Linked DNA regions of Homo sapiens: region 1 is linked to region 2. A link is a contact called in ENCODE Hi-C data. All regions are on one chromosome and are shown on one strand. The core of a region is the stretch at or near the end of the contact, and the rest is flanking DNA. Distances in the headings are between cores, read along the strand shown.

What was found. Hi-C counts contacts between places; a loop is a spot of excess contacts on that map. Pooled maps may share reads with other maps.
Region 1: a loop to region 2 is called in a map with no recorded cell type, with 14 times the contacts of the local background. The contact joins two enhancer-like sites. A Hi-C loop is called at or near these places in 3 of 37 single-sample maps with no recorded cell type and 3 of 50 pooled maps.

Annotation. Positions count from the first base shown.
Region 1 is chr7:25,967,267-25,970,545 of GRCh38, forward strand. All of the region lies in intron 6 of LOC105375199 (a long non-coding RNA gene), which reads right to left. Among named protein-coding and RNA genes, the nearest start is that of MIR148A, 19 kb to the left of the region's middle. RefSeq lists enhancers at 782-841, 1,292-1,731. Within about 2 kb of position 1,350, at least 5 of the 41 ENCODE cell types and tissues checked have a DNase peak (open chromatin) inside an H3K27ac peak, as active enhancers do.
Region 2 is chr7:22,445,921-22,449,523 of GRCh38, forward strand. All of the region lies in intron 4 of STEAP1B (STEAP family member 1B), which reads right to left. Among named protein-coding and RNA genes, the nearest start is that of STEAP1B, 52 kb to the right of the region's middle. RefSeq lists enhancers at 2,096-2,145, 2,156-2,225. Within about 2 kb of position 1,261, at least 2 of the 41 ENCODE cell types and tissues checked have a DNase peak (open chromatin) inside an H3K27ac peak, as active enhancers do.

The DNA.
Region 1 (3,279 bases), core at 100-2,599, 3.5 Mb after region 2:
AAATGCTTATTGCCTAGGTTTTAGAGTAATTTGTTATGCAGCAATAAATAACTAATTGGAAGGAAGGAAGGAAAAAGGGAGGGAACAAGGGAAGAAGAGAGGGAAGGAAGGGAAGAAGGCAGGAATAACCATGTCTGCCATAATCTAGCCAGGGAACAGAAACCACTCTGAGTATTTTGGTTGCTCAGGAGACAACAAAGCTGAGCAGTTACTAGGAGACGGTGACATAACCCAGAGATGAGCAGGGACAGGAAGCTATACTGCCCCTAAAGTGGAGGATCAAAGGAGGAAGCAGTGTTACCAGAAGCCAGAAGAAGCCAGGTCACCCTGCAGAAGCTGGAACCACAGGGGCCTGATTGGTAGGAGCTGGAGCTGTAGATGCCATTCAAGACAGGGAAGGGCAAGGAGAAACATTGTGGCTTCTCTCTTCTTCTCACCATGCAGTTCCCATTGGTGCCTTCCATTGGCCAAACCCAGCCAGAAAGCAGCTGACACCGGATCCTAAGAAATAGCCCACAAGGGCCAGCCTCCTGCATTACACAGCACAGCTGGGAAGGAATGGCCTCACAGGCCAGGCCTGGCACACTAGCTAACTAGCTAAAGAGAAGGGAAAATATCTATTGCCAGTCCTCAGCAGATTCAGCCAGAAGGGACTGCTTATTAGCTCTGTGAACAAGGACCATTCACAATCTGCATGAAAACTCAAATTATGAGATGACAAAAATAACTACCAATCAACAGTACCCCTTGATAAACCACAAGGTAAATCATGACACTTGCCAAATGAGTCCTCCAGAGATGGGAGGGAACACGACGGCCTGGGACTGGCTGGGTTTGGGAACTGGAGAGAAGGAAGATCAGGTTGAAGTCAGGGCTCCTGGGTCCCAAGGGAAGAGGAGGTGACAGAACCCATGTCAGAGGGAGCAGAGCAAAGGAGTGAGGCTAGCCAGCGCGGGCGCCACGTGCGGAGACACACAGGTGTTCCACTGGGTCCAACACTAGGTCTTCACAGTCAAAAGAGAACTGAAACGTGAGGGTAAAGGGAGGGTAGCCGGTATGAGTGACTGGTGATCTAGGCAGGAAGCCAGGCTGCAGGGCATTTAATGAGTGGGTGCAATCACGTGGTAGAGTTTGACAGTGAATGGAAAGACAAAAACAAGCTTGCGGCATGGCAGGTTCCCGCCAAGGATCTGGTTTGAAAACAGAGGAAGAGAAGGTAGAAACTAACACCAAAGGCTAAGAACCTGCACAGTAAATTGCCTATCAGTCTTCCTCATAGCCTGCAAGCTACTTGAGGGAGGGATTTGCAGCACATGTGTCTCACTCAGTTTTCTGAGGGCCTTGGATAGTGTCTGGCCCATAGTAGGTGCTCAATGCATGGCTGTGAGATGAATGAGTGAGCCAAAGTGAAACCACAGAACGTCATGAGGGCAGGAGAACGAGGCAGAACCCACGGAAGATGCTCTCAAGTGATGTGGCGGCGTGGTGGCCTGCTGGAAAACCCCAGCGGCGGCCAGACCCGTGTGGGCAGCTGCAGTCAGAAAATGAGATGGTTCTTTCTGAGCAAATATGCAGTTATAAATAGCACAGGCTACGCAAATCGCCACAGCTGCATGGCAAAGGACTAGAGGGTGCGCTCAGCACAGAGGACGTTCCCGGCCACCAAATTCCTTCTGAACTATCCCCGCCATCAGCAGGGGCTGCTGCCCAGAGGGGAGACCCATGCCACGAGAGAGGTCAGCATTGCCTTACGTCTTTATAAGGCTGCTCCTAAGGGACTTGCCCTGAAGAGCCTTATGCTTCAAAGCCCACTCACCTGTAAAAGTGTCCCAACCACTGAGCTGGTTCCACAAAGGCATTAAGAAATTACCACTATGGGCTGGGCACGGTGGTTCATGCCTGTAATCCCAGCACTCTGGGAAGCCAAGGCGGATGGATCACCTGAGGTCAGGAGTTTGAGACCAGCCTGGCCAATATGGTGTAACCCCGTCTCTACTAAAAATACAAAAATTAGCTGGCCGTTGTGGCGCACACCTGTAATCCCAGCTACTCGGAGGCTGAGGCAGGAGAATTGGTTGGCCCCAGGAGGCAGAGGTTGCAGTGAGCCAAGATCACACCATTGCACTCCAGCCTGGGCGACAAGAGTAAAACTCAGTCTCAAAACAAAAACAAAAACAAAAACAAAACAAAACAAAACAAAAAAATACACTATGTCAAGTTATTAGGTAACCCATAACATCCTTTGTTTTAACATAGCCTTGCCAAGGGCCGGGCACAGTGGCTCACGCCTGTAATCCTAACACTTTGGGAGGCTGAGGCGGGCAGATCACTTGAGGTCAGGAGTTCGAGACCAGTCTGGCCAATATGGTGAGACCCTGTCTCTACTAAAAATAAAAAAATTAGCCAGGCGTGGTGGTGGGTGCGTGTAGTCCCATCTACTTGGGTAGCTGAGGAACGAGAATTGCTTGAACCTGGGAGGTGGAGGTTGCAGTGAGCTGAGTGAGATCATGCCACTGCACTCCAGACTCGAGATACAGTGAGACTCTGTCTCCAAAATATATATACATGTACTTCTCTAAATTAAATATTGAAATAAATTTTAAAATGCCCGGTTCATGTAGTTATAATAATAATACTAATAACAACAACTACTGCTACTACTACTACTAACATGTGTTGAACATGAACTAAGTTCCAGAAACCATGCTAAGCTACAAAACGGTGGACACACTCCCCTTGCACACCCTGTGGTAATTCAGTCCACACTCAGAAACTGCTGTTGGTTCAATGTTATTTATATTTATTTATTCTGCACCTTCTCCCAAAGACTTGAGGTGATCTGCAAGAATACATACATCAAAATAAGGTTTTTTTGTGTGTACAGGTCGAGTATCCCTAGTCTGAAAATCTGACATTTTTTGAATGCTGACACAATGCCACAAGTGGAAAATTCCACACCTAACCTCATGTGATGGGTCACAGTCAAAATGCAGTCAAATCTTTGTTTTATGCATGAAATTATTTAAAATACTATATAAAATTACCTTCAGGCTATGTGCATACGTGTATATTAAACATAAATAAATATCATGTTTAGGCTCGGGTCATATTCCTAACATATCTCATTATGTATATGCAAATATTCCAAAATTCAAAACAATAAAAAATAAAAACCCTAAAATCCGAAACACTTCTGGCCCCAAGCACTTCAAATAAGGGATGCTCAACCCACATAAGTGTCCTGGGACTGCTGTAACAAAGTGCCAGAGGCTGGGTGGC
Region 2 (3,603 bases), core at 11-2,510:
AGTCGGAAACTTGACAACTGGAGAGTTTTTAAAAAAATGAATGAATAAATATTTCTTCTTTGGGCTTTATTTATGAAGCATGGGCTAAGAGATCCCTTGTGGGCATTTTAAATAACCAGAAGCAAGTCACAGCAGCAGCTAATGGTCAACTGTAAATGCAGTTCTGCTGTGCAGTTGTCGTTCAAAATGTGACAGTATTTAAAAGCTGGGCTGTATATGAGATGAAGGAGTTCAAAGACCCATTGGATGACAGTTCTCATGCTTCTGCAAGTGAAAGAATCATCTGGAACACTTGTTTATGAGGCAGATCCCCGGTCCCTACCCTCTGAGATCTGATCCTATAGATTTGGGCCAGGGCCAAGAACCTGCATTTGAGTCCCTAATTCCAACCTGGATACTCTGGGACAGGACTGCGCTTTGCAAGACAATGCCCTATGCCAGTGGTTCACAAAGTGAGGTCCCCAACCTGGAGCCACAGGAAATTTGTTAGAAATACAGATTCTTAGGCCAACCCCAGAAAGACAGAATCGGGAACTTTGGGGACAGGGCCCAAAAATCTGTTTTAACAAACCTCCAGGTGGTTCTGAAGCCTGCTATAGGTTGATAAACACTGCCCTAAGATTTCTTACAAGCAAGTTGTGCAAACCCTGGAATACTGGCAATTCCAATGCGTAGCCAAGATTTAGAACCACTCTGATGGACACTTCCATTGGAATATGAATGCTAATCTCACTTCTATAACCCTTATTTTTCTGAGCACTCACTTTTTTCAGCCAAGATTAGAGTTAATAAGGTGAAGGGGAAAGAATGTGGGTTTTGTTTCAGGTAAACGACTCAAGCCTGGTCCCAAGTTGAACCCTCCCTGAACCTCAGTATTTTCATCTGTGAAATGGAAGGAATGCTGCCCACCCCACAATGGTGCTGTGAAGAGTAATGAGACAGTATCTGGGAAAACACTTAGCCAGTGGCTGGCACATTGTAGAAACTTGATTTTTCTGTCTCTCTCTACAATATTTTTTAGTTTAATTGGGGTCTGGAATGAGATTCTTAATTTTTATAGGAATATAGCTTAAGGGTTTGCTCTCCAGAGAGCATCAAAAGACTCATTTTAAAATTCATCTCTTGTTTTAGGGTAAATGTCTGAAGAGCTCAGTGAGCACTCTTGATGTTAAAGATGACTGGTAGCCTTAGTATAGAAGCAGCTCTAATTTAGCATGGCCTGGTTCCACTTTGTAACCAGAGTCACTTTCTCTTCTGGGACATCACTGATGTCTCAGTAATGGGCAAAAACCTTATTATATTAGGCACTTTGCACAAGCATTTCACTTCCTTAATTGGTCACCATTGCTTATTAAATGCCAGGCCAACTTCCAATACAGTTTGGTGACAGAGGCCTGTCATCAACTGTTATAAAGAAATGACTTCTTGTGTGTGTACTGGTCAGCTTGTAATTCAGTTGGTTGGAAGATCAGTCAATATTGTATATTTATAAAAGAGTAGATTCAGTAACCACTTTGGCATGAAGCATGCTGCCTGTGTTTTATATTTTATATAATACATAGTAGTTCTATTGACTCTAAATAAATACTTGACAATGACTGTTTTAATAGATTCCAAAGATGGAATGTCCACAAACACATCATTTGTAGGGCAAAGCTGACACAAATCACATTTGTGGGAGTAAAGTGGGAACTCATCCCTGTGCAATGGTCAAATGCTCCACATATTTTTGTTAGGATGGAAGGGTGTTTAGTAAGGTCCTTCATGTAATCAAGACCTGTCCTGGTGTGCAGCCATAGAAGCCAATTTGTTTTACTTCTGGTACACTGACCAGCATCCCTTAGGACAGGAAGAGATGGATATACCCAAATTGCATTGCCACCTAGTACTTCGGCAAACACTTACTGAGGACCTGCCAGGTGCAAAGCACATTTACATGCATGACCTCATCTAAGGCTCACAAACAGTTATCACCATCTCCTTTTTACAGATGAGCAATTGAGATGCAAAGACATGAAGGCATTGGATAAACGTCATGCAACCCATATTGGTTTCATTTACCCTAGAAGGGATTTCTTGCTTTCAGTTGTATTTACCCTAGAAGGGATTTCTTGCTTTCAGTTGCTGGTTTGCTTATTCATTCATCTAGTCATTATTCATCTATGGTTTATCATAGCGAGGCAACATTGTTTACTCTCATATCTCCTAAAACAATTTTAGAAACCTACATATCCTCTTGAACCTTTTTCAGATGAGACTTCAAGTTTCCCTTCCCGTGTTAAAATAGTTGCAAAGATGTAATTATGGCACGTAGTCAATATTGACACTTTACAACAAAATGTTAATGAATGCATTTCTATATGGCCAAAGGAATATAGATACCAATTATATTTTTCCATTATCCAAAGGAATATAGATAGAAATGATATATTTATCATCTAAAATTTTAAAATACATGAATGATCTTTTAATAGAACTTTTTTCCTTGAACTCATATTTCCATTTCATTTCCCCAATATTACCTCATTTTTAAGGGACCTCACGCTTAAAAATATGTTATCATTCTATTATAATTCTGTGTAGTAATAATATTAGTCAAATTAATTTTTTTAATTTGCTATAATCTTAAGACTTTAGATGTTAAAATTTTTCTTCTGGATTGGCTTATCATTAAAATTATGAAGAAATTATTCAGAACAACATAAATATGACAACTTTAGACAATGCAGCATAAAATCAGGAGAGGTATACTTTTTTTTTGAACACAGAAAGCAAGATGGGAAAAAAGAATGTTTCTCATGATATCTCCCTGCAGGCATGTTCTGAGGCCAATCTTATTAGGAAAGAGTACATGTGGAAGTCTGGGATATGGAAATTAATTCTCTGAGATACACCCAATCTAGCATATCCCAGCTGGAAGGCTGCTTCCCTGGGAGCCAAAAGCACAGAAGGTCCTTGAGGGGCCATGGGACACACGAACAAGCAAGCAAGAGCAAGTTAGACATGCCAAGCATTGTATCTGGTAGGGACTAGGTAAGGTAAGAGACAAGTACCATTTGTAATTTTTTTAATTTTTTAAGTTTTTAATTTAGGGGTATATAGTAGGTGTATGTATTTATGGAGTACATGAGATGTTTTGATATAGGTATGCAACATGTGATAATCACATAATGGAGAATGGGGTACCCATCCCAAGCATTTATCCTTTGTGTTACAAACAATCCGATTACACTCTTTCAGATTTTTTAAATGTATGATTAAATTATTATTGACTATAGTCACCCTGTTGTATTATCAAATAGTAGGTCTTATTCATTCTTTCTATTTTTATTGTACCCATTAACCATCCCCACCCCCTGATCTCCATCCCAAACACTACCCTTCCCAGCCTCTGGTAACCATCCTTCTACACTCTATCTCCATGAGTTCAATTGTTTTGATTTTCAGATCCCACAAATAAGTGAGAACATGCAATGTTTATCTTTCTGTGACTGGCTTATTTCATTTAATATAATGATCTCCAGTTACATTCATGCTGTTGGAAATGACAGGATCTTATCCTTTACTATGGCTGAATAGTACTCCATTGTATGTAAGTACCAC